Linked DNA regions of Mus musculus: region 2 is linked to region 1. Evidence: chromatin loops called from intact Hi-C (ENCODE). Cell type or tissue: heart. All regions are shown on one strand.

Region 1 (8,000 bases):
CAAAAAAAAACAGATGTCTACGTAGGCATGCATATGATTTGACAAATACAGAAAATGGAAATAATTTCTTCTATGCTAATGACTTGAAACCACATAGGAACTTCGGTGGAACATGAAAGAGTAGTATTTTGGAAATTGAAAACTACTTGAGGAGCAGTGGGGTTTTAAATGGTTTGCGATTACAGTCTCACAATTCATTGAATTTGCCCTCTGCAGGACAGGACAGGTGTAAATTGCCCTTCCATAAGAGTGAAGAGACTCAGTGAATGAGCCATAGAAATGGGCGTTTGTTCCCTGCCTTGTGGACAGGAAGTTGCCACTCTAGGTAGCTTTGAAAACCACACAAGAGATAAGGAACTTCGTGGCTGTATAGAGAATGAGGAAATTCAAGGAGAAGGTACACAGCAAACGAATACTGAAGAGAGGCCTCGTGTACGCAGAGCCGTCCAACTGAAATCCGGGTCTTAAGTCATACGATACTGGATGCTGTTTAACTTTTAACGAAGAGCAATGCCCTCGAGCCAGCAATCATCTGTGTATTGATGCGCTCCCTGGGAGGTGGGACATGAGAGTGATTAGGGACCGAGGCTGAGGGGGCGCCTGCCACACGAAGGGTCTTAGAGGCTGAGGGGAGCCTGCCACACGTGTATGGTCTTAGGCTTTTTTGACCTTTGTTTCTTCCTGTCACTAATCAAATAAAAACCTCACAGAGCCATATTTGGAAGTTTCATCAGAGGAGGGAATACAGCACCATTATTGATTTTTAGAATTCTGTGGCACATGGAGATAGAATAATTCAGTATCCGCTCGTACGTCAGAGCAGTTTATTCATAGCAATTTGTGGTGCTGGGAATCAAAGCCAGACCGTGTGCGTATGAAGCAAGGGTTCTACTGGGGAGCTACCTCCTACTCCTTACTGATTGTGGTGGGAAAGAACAATTTTCTTCCAAGCATGTTAACAGTGTTCCATACTTGTGGATTATTGTCAGCCTGAGTGGGCTGTGCCCCGGCTTGGCTGCTGTTCATCGGTGGGTTTCTCATTCCCGACAGGGCCTGATTTCTCACCTGCTTAACACGGAGGTGTGGAAATATGAAACCAAATAATCTTGGAGATGTGCATAGCACAGTGCCTGGCATGGGTGGCTGTTCTCAGTGTCCTTGTACCCATCTACACACAGGAATCCAGAGCGCCTAAGTGCAAGGCCAGTCTTCCTTTCTCTACGAAAGGCTCCACTAAAAGATAAATTGAACCCGTAGTTCTAATTGAAAGACTGTTTGTTCAATATGGGGTTTTATAAAAGGACATAGTCAGAATGTTGATACATTACCTCTGAGCTTTGTGGAAAAAAAATTTCATAAAAGTTCTTGCTTAGAAAATTACTAGGACACGGGTAGAATAAAGCACGCTGTAATTCTATTGATTTTAATGCTCATAAAATGTTTTAGTTTTCCATCAGGTAAAAGAATTTGTCTTGGGAATCAATAGAGGCAGGGTTGTAGATTCAAGCTTTGACATCCTGGTAGAGATGTGGCGATGCCTGTGGTCCCATAGTCTTCTCTGAGGTCAGCTGCTGTTGACCTGTGTTCAGGCCTTCACCATAAGAGGGTACAAGCACATCAGTGGGGGTCGACACCGCTTTCATCTCCAGCCACAGTCAACAAGAAAGAAACTCCAAGCCACCCCACTCAACATCCTTAGAGGCAAAACTTAATCCCACCATAAATCACTGGATGGCTCTTCCAACTCAAGACGGCTGATGCTGGGCTGGGGATAGGAGCGGATTGGTAGAGTGCTTACCCAGCATGCATTTGATTCCTACCCTTGCATAAGCTGGGCAAATGACACACAGTTTTAATCCCAGCACTAGGGAAATGGAGGCAGGAGGATGAGGAATGATAGGCCACTTCAGTTAAACAGTGAGTGAGAAGAAACTGGTGTGAGCTGTAAGAGGCAGTGCTGGGGAGATGACGAGAGAAGAGAGGGAAGAGAGAAGAGAATTAGCTAATGCTGCGCTCACATCCTGTCTTAGTGGGGGGGGGGGGGGCTCTGCTGCTGGGAAGAGTCACCATGACCATGGCAACTCTTACAAAAGAAAGCATTTAATTGGGGCTGGCTTACAGTTAAGAGGTTCAGTCCATTATCACCATGGCGGGAAGCATGGCAGCATGCAGGGTGACATGTTTGCTAGAGAAAGAGCTGACAGTTCTACATCTGGTTCCACAGACAGCGGGAAGAGAGAGTGACACTGGGCCTGGCTTGAGCATCTGAGACCTCAAAGCCAGTCCCCAGTGACACACCTCCTCCAACAAGGCCACACCTAATAGTGACACTTCCTATGGACCTATGGGGCCATTTTCATTCAAACCACCACACACATAAACCAGAGACCTTAAGGAGAGGGGTGGATGAAGGAACACTCGTTTCTTTAACGCTCATCTGGTCTGTGGGGGGCTTTACTTCTTTAAGATGTAAAAACTCAGTTGATTTTTTAAATCCCATGGGTTTTTTGTTTGTTTGTTTGTTTTTTTGTTTTTTCTGCTTTGACAAAAGAATATAATGATTCCAAACATACAGTTTGAAATTTTTGAATAGCTGTGCTAAAGTCTGGGGTTGTTTGTTTGTTTGTTTTTTGTTTTGTTTTTGTTTTTTTGTTTTTTGTTTTTTGTTGTTTTTTGACATATGCATTTGGGATCTCCTAACCCTGCATCTCAGAAAAGTACCTTACCATTCTCACCAGAGAGTTGCTGTGTCCAGTCCTGGTCAGTCCTCTGCTTGATCCCCTTCAATTTTTTTGTTGTTGTTGTTTTGTCTTTTTTTTAATTAGATATTTTCTTCATTTACATTTCAAATGCTATCCCGAAAGTCTCCTATATTCTCCCCCCGCCCTGCTCCCCAACCCACACACTCCCAATGCCTAGCCCTGGCATTTCCCTGTACTGGGGCATATGATCTTCGCAAGACCAAGGGGCCTCTCTTCCCTTTGATGGCCAACTAGGCCATCCTCTGCTACATATGCAACTAGATACGTAGTTCTTGGAGGTACTGGTTAGTTCATATTGTTGATCCTCCTATAGGGTTGCAGACCCCTTTAGCTCCTTGGATACTTTCTCTAGCTTCTTCATTAGGGACCCTGATAAACTATCTCTTGTGAGGCTATGACAGTGCCTGGCAAACACAGAAGTGGATGCTCACAGTCACCTATCGGATGGAACACAGATCCCCTCCAGTTGTACCAAGAGGAGTGAAGGACAACAGTCTGTTTCCCCTTGTCTCCTGCTGAAGTTAGAATTCCTGTCTTCTAGAGGATGCCCATATGTCAGGTCACTTGAGCCCATTTCCCAACATTTACAGGGTCTCAACCATTCAGGACAGCATTTCTTAAAATCTAAAGACCCATTGACAGTCTATACTATAGTTGATGATTCCCCAAACTTGAAGATTTATCTATCAATATTTCAATATGTACTATATTGGAAAAGAAAATGTAAAGCAGAAAACATATTTATTGTTTACGAAAAGATAAGCACAACATGGGTAACATTTGGGTGAGGGAGGGCTCTTTAAGGCTAAGGCAGCAAGAAGAGCAGCACTGTTCTCATTGCTGCCCGGCTCCCTAGCATCTGCCTTAATAGAAGACAGCTGGGAATTTCTCTGTCTTTCTGCTCAGTCTGCTCCAGTGTTTTCCCTTGCTTAAAAATATGAAGAAAACTTGGCTCCACGTAGAAGTATAGTTGGAAGAGGAGATATGTATTTTAATAGGTTTTTCAAATAGTTACGACGATATGCTCTGTTGATGCTAGAACAAAATTTGGCAAACAATTATTTCTTAAGGGTTGGTACAAAGTCAGATCTGAGGCCGTGTGAAGGGCCAATCAGAATGCAGGACAGTGGTGGGACCAATCAGAACACAGGACAGTAGAGAAGCCGGTGATCAGTCTTGCACTTTGAATGCATTTTTCTAGGCTCATACTTCTATCATTCGGAAGCTACTGGTTCACTGAGCTAGAAAGTACTTCTGATTTGTGCTCATTTTCAGTAGACAACATAAAAAGTCCCATTTGACAACACCAATAACTACTGGCCTTAAATATTGAGACACAATTTTAGAGGAAGGATTTTTAAACAAATATATTTTTGGCTTAAAAACACAAAAATTTTATCATCATCAACCAGTGCTATTTGTAGTTACCCTTAAGTTTCATTATTAAGAATAAATTCCAGACACTCAGTAAATACCTACCATAGTTCTATACCAATTCCTCCAGATAAAATGGTGCACCACTAAATGGTGGTTGGTTCAGCTTGTAACTTGCACAACCCCACAAGTGCTTCTTGGAGTCACCCATTGTAGTTCAGGATCAACAGATGTTTTATATGAATTCTGCACATGTTAAAATGAGGTCCAGCACTCAGGAGGCAGGTGCAGCTGTAGGAGTTCGAGACCAGCCTGTCTACACAGAGAGTTCCAGGCTAGCTGGGACAACACAGTAAGATGCCTTCTTAAATAAATAAATAAATAAATATCCTAAAAAACACTGTGTATTAGTCAGGGTTCTCTAGAGTCACAGAACTTATGGGTAGTCTCTATATAGTAAGGGAATTTGTTGATGACTTACAGTCTGCAGTCCAACTCCCCAACAATGGTCAGCAGCAGCTGTGAATGAAGTCCAAGGATCTAGCAGTTGCTCAGGCCCAAAGGCAAGCAGGTGTAGAAGAGGGAACCTTTCTTCTTCCAATGTCCTTATGTAGGTCTCCAGGAGAAGGTGTGGCCCAGATTAAAAGGGTGTACCACCATGCCTGGATCTGGGACTTGCTTTATCCCGGGCTGACCTTGAACTCAGAGATCTTCATGACTCAGTCTCCTGGGATTAAAGACGTGTACTACCTTGACTAGGCCTCAGCTTTTCATGGCCACTATGCCTCAAGATCTCCATGCCAAGATCCAGCAGAAACTTGTATTTCCCAGCCTCAAGATCTAGATCACAGGTGAGCCTTCTAATTCTGGATTTAGTTCATTCCAGATATAGTCAAGTCGACAACCAGGAATAGCTACTACACACTGAATAAGAAATTTTGATAAATATATCTGAATCTGCTTTGTTCTACAATACTAAATAAAGTGTATGCTTAATGAAATAAATGTTTATTGTATTGTTAAGGGCATTCTTTTTTTTTTTAAAGATTGTGTGTGTGTGTGTGTGTGTGTGTGTGTGTGCGTGTGTGTATAGATATTCACACGTGTGTGCAAGTGCCCTCAGAGAAGAGGCCGGCAGATCCTGGAAGCCGGAGTTACAGGTGTTTGTAAACCACCTAACTTGGGTGCTGGAAACCCAAACTGTGGGTTCCCTGCAGAGTAACACGCAGTCTGACATGCTGAAGCATCTCCCCATCCCTATAAGGGAGAGCCTGGACTTCCTTCCTTCTACAGAGGCGCAGCCGGATTCCACCCCGTACGTGTTTGTCCTGGGAGAAGCAATATGTGTGCCCGGTTAGCTTTTGCAGCTCAGTGTCTGTTGTGCTAGAATAAACCATGAAACTCGAGCTCCTCAGGCACTGCTCAGGGCAGCTCACAGAATAAAGGATGTTCAGCGATTGAGACCAATACTCTGAACTTGTTTCAGACACGTGTGAACAAAACAACAGATCTATAGGTTAAGCTTTTTATTGTTTGTTTGGTGTTTTGACAGGGTTTCTTCCTGTAGCTTTAGCTCTCCTGGAATGCACTCTGTAGACCAGGCTGGCCTCAGATTCAGAGGACCACCTGCCTCTCCCTTCCAAATGCTAGAATTAAAGGCTTGTGCTACCATGTCCTGCCAATTTGGGTATTTTAAAAAAATTATATTTCCTTTTTAAAAAAAATTGTGTGTATATCTGTATGTGTGTATGTGTATGTGTGTGCATCTGTGTGTGTGTTTGTGTGTCTGTATGGGTGTGTATCTGTTTGTGTGTGTCTGTGTGTATGTTTGTGTGTATATATCTGTGTGTGTGTTTCTGTGTGTGTCTGTATGTGTTTGTATCTGTGTGTGTGTCTGTGTACCAGGTTGGCCTCAAACTCAGAAATCTGCCTGCCTTTGCCTCTCAAGTACTGGGATTAAAGGCGTGTGCCACTACCATCCAGCTAATTTTTCTTATTATCCTATAAAAAATAGACTCTTAAAGTAGTAAGTTTAGATAATTTTGAAGGAAAATTTTGAAATGTTTCTTAAATAATAATGAAGTATGTGTTTGCTGTTAAGCTTCCAAATAAATGCCAAACTCTGGAACAATGGCAAAGTACAGAAATTATAGTAGGTAAAATAAGAGAGAGCATACTCAAAATACTAAAATACTAAATACTAAAGTAAAATACTAAAACCAAACAGTTACCTCTGAAAATGCACCACCCTCAAAGACTGTAGGGTTGGGTGGGACATTGGTTCCCTGTACTGCTCTCTGGAGTTCAGTCCTCAGCACCCATGTCTCACCGGTCTCTTACTCCAGCTCCAAGGGATCCAATGCCCTCTTCTGACCTCCACACGCACCAGAACACAAGCCTATATCCCCCGCCCACATCTCCTTCTCTGCCCCTGCAGTGATGTCATCCTAGTCCATCCTCCGGGAAACTCCACGGTGCTTATGAGAGAATGAAGGTGAGAAAGCATCTCAGTGCTATTATTAAATAGCTTCAACCTCCCAGACCTCCCGAGAAACTCTTGGTGCCCCCGAGTCCCCGGGCTCCACTCGATGCGTCACTCGTCTAAGGAGCGTATGATATACGAGGATTTGCAGATGAGTTTCAATTACATGAAGTATGCCAAGAGAGAAGGAGACCACATTTTCTTTATTGAAGCACTTTGTCAAACCTATGCGGGGCTCATTCATGCTTTGAATGACGTAAGCGACTTGGTGGCTCCGAGGGTTAAGAGTTCGAGAGTCCGGGTCCATTAAGTCCTTGAGCCGTTCCGTGTGGCTCTGGCCACCCATTCAGTCCTCACTGAGAAGCTAGAAATAAGCCTTTCTTCCTGTTTTATAGATGAGTGAGGTTGAGTTCCCATATGTGGCTCCCCCAGTCACTTCACGGTTGCTTGCCTTCCTTCAGAGAGGAAACCACATAGCGGGAAGTGTTTATATATGATCGTAATTTAATTGCATTTGGAACATTCCTTCTGAAAGAAGTTGCGTTTCATTCAATACCAAAATCCAGGAGTACATGTCACATGCCCAGCACTATCCAGACACCTCAAAGAACACAGAAAGAGCAGGTCTTTTGGCAGGTACCCTTCTGCCAAAGACTCGTTGTGTGAAACAGAGTTTTTAAAAGTTTAAGCATTGCCCCAGATGAAACCAAATGCTCATGCATGGGCTATGGGAGAACAAAAAGAATATACACGAGGATTTGGGGGTTGTTTTTCAGATTTCCACTTGACTGTGGTGAGATTTTAAAAACACTTCAAGGAGGAGTTGGGATGTGCAGACATACATATAACAGGGGCCGGTGGTTGGGAAAGGCCTGGAAGGATGGAGGTTGCTGAGGCCGCTTTGTGGAAGGCGTTAGCCCGCTGCAGAGGGCTTGGATCATTCTCCCTACACTGCCCTTCGTCACTTAGCAAGGAGAATGAAAAATGAGCCAAGAGAAACAGAGGTGGAAGGTAGGGGTGAGACATTCCAGAATTAATTATGCTTGGCCCAAAGAGAGACTGTCAAAATAAGGTGACCAAGAACATTGGGGCACAGTTGTCAGTAGTAAATATGGCTGCTCCATCCACTTCCTGGAACCCGCGAGCTTCCTGCCCGGCCTTCAGGAAACTCAGTCAGCAGTCAGCCTGCAGCTCTCAGCCCCTTCAAAGGCTGGCCTAGCTGTAAAGAGCTCCCTTGCTCTGCACGCCCACCCACCTGCCTCCCAGGCCCTGTTACACCGTCCCAGTCCCACGTGCTGTGGATTCTCTCCAAATTCTGTACAGGCCTCCATCATAGCTCTTTCCTTTTGCCTCCTAGGGCTCCTTTGCTCCAGGTCATGTTT
Region 2 (8,000 bases), 90 kb after region 1:
GCTAGGGCAATGGTGGCACAGAAGTCGTGGGAGTAACCAACCGGATTTGACTTAAGATCCACTCCGTGAGAAGGAACCCATACCTGACACAGCTTGAATGACCAAGAACCAGAGACTACAATACCCAGAGGCTTATATAAAACTAACCACTAGTGATTTATAAACATATACATATTTTAAAGTGTTAAAAATGGCTTTTAATGATATTCTGTTATACTCACAGATCAGTGTCTTGCCTAGTCATCATCAGAGAGGCTTTCTCGGGTTGCAGATGGGAATAGAAGCAGAAACCCACAGCCAGACATTACACACAGAGAGAGTCTAAATGGGATGTCTCTATCAAACACCTGCCCTCAGAGCTCAGGGGATCCAGTGAAGAAGGAGGCAGAAGGACTGTAAAAGCCGAGGGCATGAAGGTCAGGATGAAAGCACAGCCCTCTGAATCAACCGGGCAAGGCACATACAAGCTCACAGGGAACGAGACAGCAAGCACGGGGCCTGCATGGCTCTGCCGCAGGCCCTCTGAACACATGCTATAGCAGTTAGCTTGGTGTTTTATGGGATTCCTGACTGGGAACCAGTGGGTCTCTCTGACAGTCGCGCCTGCCCTTGGGACTCTTCTTCTCCTGTTGGGTTGCCATCTCCAACTCCAATATGATCATTTTTGCTTCATCTTATTATATTCTATTTTGTCCTGTTTGGTTATTGTCTCTTAGAAGCCTGTTATTTCCTAACAAGAGACAGAAAGGGAGTGGATCTGCAGGGGAGGTGGGGAGGAACTGGGAGGAGTAGGGGGGAAGTATAACTGGATATATTGTATGAGAAAATCTATTTTCAGTGTTTAAAAGATAAAAGAAAAAATAAGGAAAGAAGAAAAGGAGACGGAGGGAAGAAGGAAGGAAGGAAGGAAGGAAGGAAGGAGGGAGGGAGGGAGGGAGGGAGGGAGGGAGGGAGGGAGGGAAGGAAGGAAGGAAGGAAGGAAGGAAGGAAGGAAGGAAGGAAGGAAGGAAGGAAGGAAGGAAGTGGGGAGAGATTCTGACGAGTATTAGCGTTGACCTGTCCCTGAGGACAGGCACATGGGACAACCACCTCTGCTCTGTACCCTTGAACCATGAGCCACAATAGGTCCTTCCTCCCTCAGGCAGCTCTTCCCGGTGATGTGACCATCATTGTGATCATCAAACGCTAGATGATTTGTTCAAAGTCACACAGGTAGGAGGTAGCCAGAGGGAGGTTCTGTTGTCAGGTCCAAGGTCAGCCCTGATCCCCGTCTCTCAACCTCACCCCTTCCTTGGCTCAATCAGATCCCTGCACATCAAGCTCTTAATGTTGTGCTGTCCTGGGAACTCTATTCTCAAGGAGTACGTTTTCTTACTTACCTGTGTTTTTTTCCCCCACAGTATTTCACTGAGTTAGAAACCACCCAGGAGTAGTACCACACACCTTAATTCCAGCAGAGGAAGAGGATATCTGGGAGTTTGAGCCAGCCAGGTGTGTGTGTGTGTGTGTGTGTGTGTGTGTGTGTGTGCTGTCTGTGTATAATGTGTATATATGTATGCAAGTGTGGCATGTGTGTATGGTGTGTGTGTGTCTGTCAGTATGTGTGTGGTGTGTATGTGTAATATGTATCTAAATAGTGTGTTTGATGTGTGTATATTATGTGACTGTATATGTGTGTGGTGTGTGAGTGTGTGTGTGGTGTTGTGTGATGTGAGTGTACCTGTGTAAATGTATGTGTGTATGAGAGTGTCTGTAACTGTGTGTGTGGTATGTGTGTGTGTGTGTGTGTGTGTGTGAGTGTGTATGTATATGAGAGTGTGTCTGTGAGTGTGTATGCATGTGTGTGTGACTGGGTATGGAGGTGGGGGTGGGAGTAGAATGGAGAGCAGTGACTCCTCCACTATGTCCATGTTCATATATGTGCCAGAGTACACTTTTTTCTAGTATCTGTAATATGTTTAAAGCTTGGAGGAAATAGAATAGGATAAATGGACAGGTGACAGATGAGTGATGAACAGATGACAGATGAGTGACAGACAGGTGACAGATGAGTGATGATAGGTGACAGATGAGTGACAGACAGGTGACAGATGAGTGACAGACAGGTGACAGATGAGTGACAGACAGGTGACAGATGAGTGACGGACAGGTGGCAGATGAGTGATGGACAGGTGACAGTGACAAACAGGTGACAGATGAGTGACGGGCGGTGGTTAGATACCTGAACAAAGAATAAATGCATGCATTGATGGAGAATAAGCCAAGAAGCTCCTTTCCCCTGGTTAATAAAACTAAAGAGAATGAGTCCATAAATCCACGCTCGCTAAGTCCTTGATCCCATTCTTGCCCACGTGTTCCAAGAAATAATGCAAAGGAATAAAAGTCCCCTAGCCCCTAAAAAGTTGTCTCTCCATCAGCCTCCATCTCCCACAGAGCGCTGGGTCAGCTCTTGCCAGGGAACAGGTGGGCAAGGGCACTTTGTAAACTGTGAGGTCAAGCTACAGGCTGTTTGAAATTTGTGTGGTCTCTCCACTGAGATGAAAAGGAACAACAGATAAGCAAGGAGGACTCTGAAAGGCACTCCGAGAAATTAAAGTTAAAACAAAAATAATATAATGTTTTACTCAAGTTGGATTGCAGATATAATGCAGTGTTATTATTATTGATGCAGTACTATTATTATTAATACATAATTCTGTATTATTATTATTTATGCATAATGTAGTATTTATCTGAGTCCAAAAAGTCAAACAATACAAGCAAACATGTGACCTTAGTGTCTCACTGCAGTGCACACCGGCTGCCCACCCATGCTGTCTGGCTTGGCCAAGCAGAGCTCAGCTGTAGACAAGATGGTGAGAGCTGGAGGGAGTACCTGGAGGGAGTACCTGGTTCCAGAAGGCTTGGCTGCCCCCACTCCCAAGAAAAGGACCAGTGCTTTCTACATATTAACTCAGTCTTTACAACGCCCAATTGAGATAAATATACTGTCCACACATTACACATGAAGGCACAGCTGGTAACTGGGAGAGCCAGACTCAGCAACCTTCCTAACCTGGGCTAATCCAACCTCTGGCCTGTGCTGGGGCTACCTCACAATCTCCTGGACATCTGGCTTCGGGATGCTGAGATGAACGCCTCCTGGCAGCATCTACACAAGCACCCTGCTGTCTCCTCGGCGCTCTCTCCAGAGGACTGCAGCCGTGTCTTTGCTAACACTGGTCTATTGCTTGTTGGCAAGTAGGTTGGAACAGTGAATCTCGGCCTGTATCAGCGCCATCATGCCCAGGGAGGAGTTCTGGGCTCTGAGCCTGATAGAGGGTGGGGGTGGGGAGTTAGGGTTGCAGGCACAAGCACCTGTGATGATAGTCTTCCAAGGCTCAGTTTCCAAGAAGTGCCCTCATCTCCCTGTAGAGAAGGCCTGGGGACCTACATCCTACTGGACACTGAGCCTAGGAAGAAGAAGTTAGCTCTGTAACCTGGACAAGTAGTTTGCCTTCTCTGAGCCAGGCTTCCCCATCATGAGGAAGAATAGACATTTCATTTCCTGGTCTAACCATCACATACAGTTCGAGGGAGGTGAGGAGGCAGCCTGAGGAGGAGGAGGGAGGTGTCATCAGCCTGCCTCTCAGGCTCCTCCTCAGGTAGGCGTGCCCTTGGTCCTGATGGACCATGCTAACCAAAGGACCAGGATCTGGGGTCAGGTAAAGGGAGTGGCCTGAAATCCCACAGTATGCCCAACAGCTGTTTGGAATTCAGTCTCAAATGGCCATCCAGTTTCTGCCATAGATAAAATAGTGTTTGCCTGGACTTGGGCTCCCCACCATGGAGACACGAGGGAGCAGTAGGTATGGGACTCGGGGTCAGGTGACCCAAATAAAGATGACTACCGTGTACTGGACGGCTCCAGCTCGTTGACCCATGTGACTCTTGTGAGACTCTTGAGACTTGAACGAAAGCACTAGCTGCTGCTGTAGCCAGGACGCCATTCCACACTTATCCTTCTACGCTGCCCCTCCCCCACTCCAGGCTAGGCTAAACCAATGTGAACGAACCAAGGCCAGGCCTGGGAAAAGCCACTCACGGGGACTCGGGGCCCAGCTGGCTGAGTCACAGGCCTGGACGTCCACCTCACACCCTCTTTTACTCACTAACCAAGAATATGACCTAAATCCCGTGGGCAATGGCCACTCAGCACATGAGGAAATGGATAATGACTGTGTCACAGGCAGCTAAAAGTGGCAATTACCTTTCCCGACAGGAGCAGGGGACCTTTTTATGAAGAGCGAAATTCTTGCCTCATGAATTGCACTTGTGAGAAATCAGCAGGCGCTTGCTGGTGACCATGGTTACCCTTCCACCGCATTTGCAGAGAGCTGATAGCCTCAGCTCACACCTGCCCACTAAGCCTCTGGAGCAGACTTAGCTGCAGCTGAAGCTGGGGTCACAGGGACAGGAGATGGGCTTTGATATATGCAGTGGCTAAGTCCCATCTCTTGGATTCTGGGGTAATCTGTCTGTGTGAGATCTGAACTCCAAGAGTTCTACAAGCGAGTTAAAAGCCAAAACAGTGAAGACCAAACCCCTCCCCGACAGCCAAACAGCAATGTTTTAGTAAAGGTGAGGGTAGGCCGGGAGAACAGATCTTAGGCCCAGTTTCTGCCCAGCAGCTACTAACATAGTGGCTCCTTTTCACTAAGGTAATTGCCAACCCTCATCCAGGATAGCAACAGAAGATGCCCAAGGTGGACGCTGAGAGGCAGGGTGATGCATAGGGGAGCAGCGGCTGTGTCTGGCCTAAATCAGAGGCCTGGTGGCACCAGCAGGCCATTCTGGGTCCTTGCTTTAAGCTCACTGCCCTCAGCTATACCCAACCCAGCGGATGGGCTTGTGACCTGATCCCGACACGTGGGTTCAATTTAGTGTTCCCTCCCAGGTCCCCCGACCAGCTGTGGTTGTTATAGAAACTACATCTGTTTGGCAGCTCTGGCTGTTGCACACGGTCATCACTCCTCAGGCTCTGCTGTCATCGTAGGTGTGCTTGTCTTACTCCTATGCCATGTGCCAGAGGTCCCTCGGTCCCCATTCACTCCCTTTACAAACACTCATGACTGCAGAGACGCGTGCTAAGTTCTGGGTGGCGTGCTATTCCTAGGAGCTGGGGACTTGGAGGTAAAGCATATGTTGTTAAGGTCTCTGTGACTCTCATGGCCGAGGGAGTGAGCCGATCGGGCACAAGCTGACTCAGGAGGGTACCAGGGTGCTTTGATAACAGTCGAGTTCAAGTGTATACTGAAGGGGCTGGGCGGTGGCTCAGCTGGTGGGGTGCTTGTCTGGCATGCACAAAGCCTGGGGTTGAGTCCCGGGCACTGCAGAGCCCAACATGGTGTTACACTCTGTCATCCCAGCACGTGAGGGTAAGAGTAGAAGCAGAAGGATGAGAAGTTCAAGATCGGGGCTAGCCTCAGCCACTTGAGACTATCTCACAATAAAGCAGCAACACACATAGCACAGTGTGTTCTCAAAATCACCACATGCTCTTACCCAGCGTGAAGCCTCCCTGCTCTCCCAGGCACACCGGCCGGCCGGCCACAATCCGCAGGTCTGGAATCCACCACTGACTCTCTTGAAAGACTCTGCATATCCTTTAGAGACTTCTGATGGCTTAGATGATGACCTGGGAGATGACTCCCGTCTCCCCCCAAATCGGATGTGACAAGATTAGCCCTGTTTAACAATTGGTCACTTATGAGCTATCCAGTCTTCTGGGATTCTTGCTCCTTTTTTTTTTTTCTTCAATAAAAGCAGTTAAAAATAAAATTTTCCTCAAAGTATATCTATGAACGATTATATCTTTTAATCAATAAGCTTATTTGTTAATAAGTTTTGCTTAGCTTTGGATCAAACCCAGAGACGTGGTCATACAAAGTCCTTGCTCTATCAGTGAGCTACAGCCCTAGGTCTTGACTTATATTGTCCAACCCACCGTTCAACAACTATGTGCAGGAGCTCCTTTTCTGGGGGGAGAGGAGTGTATATTCCACAATCCCCGGTGGATAACTAAAACTACGGGTGATGCTGACTGTGTACTCAGCTTCCATATCACTTGAGTACGAGAAAGAGAGAGACAGAGAGAGAGAGAACCTATTCATTAAGAGGACGAGTGAGCAGCTGGCATGGTGCCACACACTTTTATTCTTGGCACTCAGGATGTAGAGACCTGAGAGTTTGAGACCAGTCTTACCTATATAGCAAGTTCCAGGACAGCCAACCTTACATAGAAAGACCATGTTTCAACAATGAATGAATGAATTAATTAATATATATAATATATATATATATATATTCATACACACACACAAATATATATCAAACATGGGAGGGGCTGGAGAGTTACCTCAGAGGTTAAGAGCCTTTGTCTAGTTCAATTTCCAGCACCCACATGGAAGCTCACAGTCACAGCTGTCTGTCTCTCTAGTTCCAAGGGTTCCTCTCCTCTTCTGACCTCCAAGGGACCAGACATACATGTGGTACACAGACATATATGCAAGCAAAAGACTAATACACATAAACTAAATATTAAAACAAATCTAAAGGTGCCATGTGATACAGAAAGATAGGTGACCCCAGCCACCAGTGATCTCAAAGCCCAGAGATGGTCACGGTCACGTTTTTGTCACTCTCTGAACCAGCACTGTAGACAGCTTTATACTGTGAGAAAGTTCCCACATCAATTTTTTTTTAAGCAAAATGATTTTAGTGATTCAAATTGAGAAGCAACCACAAGTAACTTCCAGAATGTCTGAGCCATTCTGTGGAGTGTAAAAGTTGGGGCATGGGGACAACAATGAGTCTGAGTCTCAGTTATAGACTGTCTCAGTGACACATCTTGGGAAGAGGAAGTGTGGGACAATGGACTGTGCCAGGAAACTTTGTAAGGTAGAGTAGGTCTGAGACCCTGGTACCCAGGCACCCACCCACCTGAGATGGTAGGTGGCTCGCTGCTCCCTGCCAGGTTCCTGGCCTGGAACATTGCTACACTGCCCACATAAAGAAACATGACCTGTGGTCACGTAGCCCCAGGAGAGAGTTCTCCAAGCTAATGAGCCCCGAGGGTTTATCCAATAAGCCTTCCCAGACATTCCTCCCTGCAAACGGTATTTAATCTCTGCTCCACCCTGAGAGGTTGGTACACATCCATTTCCCATGATGAACAGTCAATAAACGGTATGGATGAACATGGACTGTCTCATCGAAAACTGTCGTGGGGAGCATGGAAGAGGCTTTGCCTACAGAGCTGAAGCCTAAGTCTCCCACAGAAGGCCTCTCAGCACTTCCAGACAACCACTGTTACCTTCACAGATGCGCTAAGCTGCGTTTCCCCATTTCCCTGGCCCCAGGTTTGTCATCATTCTCAGCCCCGCAGGCCCCCAACAGTCCCGTGGACCCTCATACTTTGTTTCCGACTCCTCTGTGTGGCACTCTAGCAGTGACTAGATATCCGGGAGGCAAGGAACCCCAACTTTGGTGCCTCACATCCTAGATGGTGTTTTCCCACCCCCTGAGCTGTGTCTCGGCGCTTCCCTAAAGCCCAGCACACAACGGCGGCGGTCCAGGGAGATGTAGGCAAGCACATGTACATTTTGAGGACCCACAAGGAAGTCCGTTTCTTTTGCTGCGGCAAAGCCCAGAGTTGAGAGGACCAACACATGTACATGTGCACGCACACATGCACATGTGTATGCATTTGCATGAGTGAATGTGGGTGCCAGTGTGCCACAGCAGGCATGTGAAGTACAGAGGGCAACTGTGGGGGTTGGTCCTCGACTTCTGCCTTATTTGAGGCCCACACCAAAGCTGTGCGTGTCTCTCTGTCTTGAGAGTCCTGGGAGTGTAGCCACGCTCCACACCTAGCCTTTACATAACCTCTGGGGATTTAAACTCTTATCCTCAGACTTAGAGGGCAAAAATGTTTGCCCATGAGATGTCTCTGTGGCCCC

The links. Peaks named below come from ENCODE experiments on the same cell type or tissue, not always from the same donor. Only the 100,000 strongest peaks of a DNase experiment are listed, where the experiment ranks them.
Region 2: it touches region 1 in a loop (2.0-fold over the local background); 2 of 42 quality-filtered maps call a loop at or near these places.

The regions. Positions count from the first base shown.
Region 1 is chr17:87,142,945-87,150,944 of GRCm38, forward strand. No RefSeq gene overlaps it. Among named protein-coding and RNA genes, the nearest start is that of Socs5, 39 kb to the left of the region's middle. In heart, no CTCF peak of the experiment used is centred here; no DNase peak of the experiment used is centred here.
Region 2 is chr17:87,233,060-87,241,059 of GRCm38, forward strand. No RefSeq gene overlaps it. Among named protein-coding and RNA genes, the nearest start is that of Gm51270, 17 kb to the left of the region's middle. In heart, no CTCF peak of the experiment used is centred here; no DNase peak of the experiment used is centred here; H3K27ac peaks cover 1,182 bases.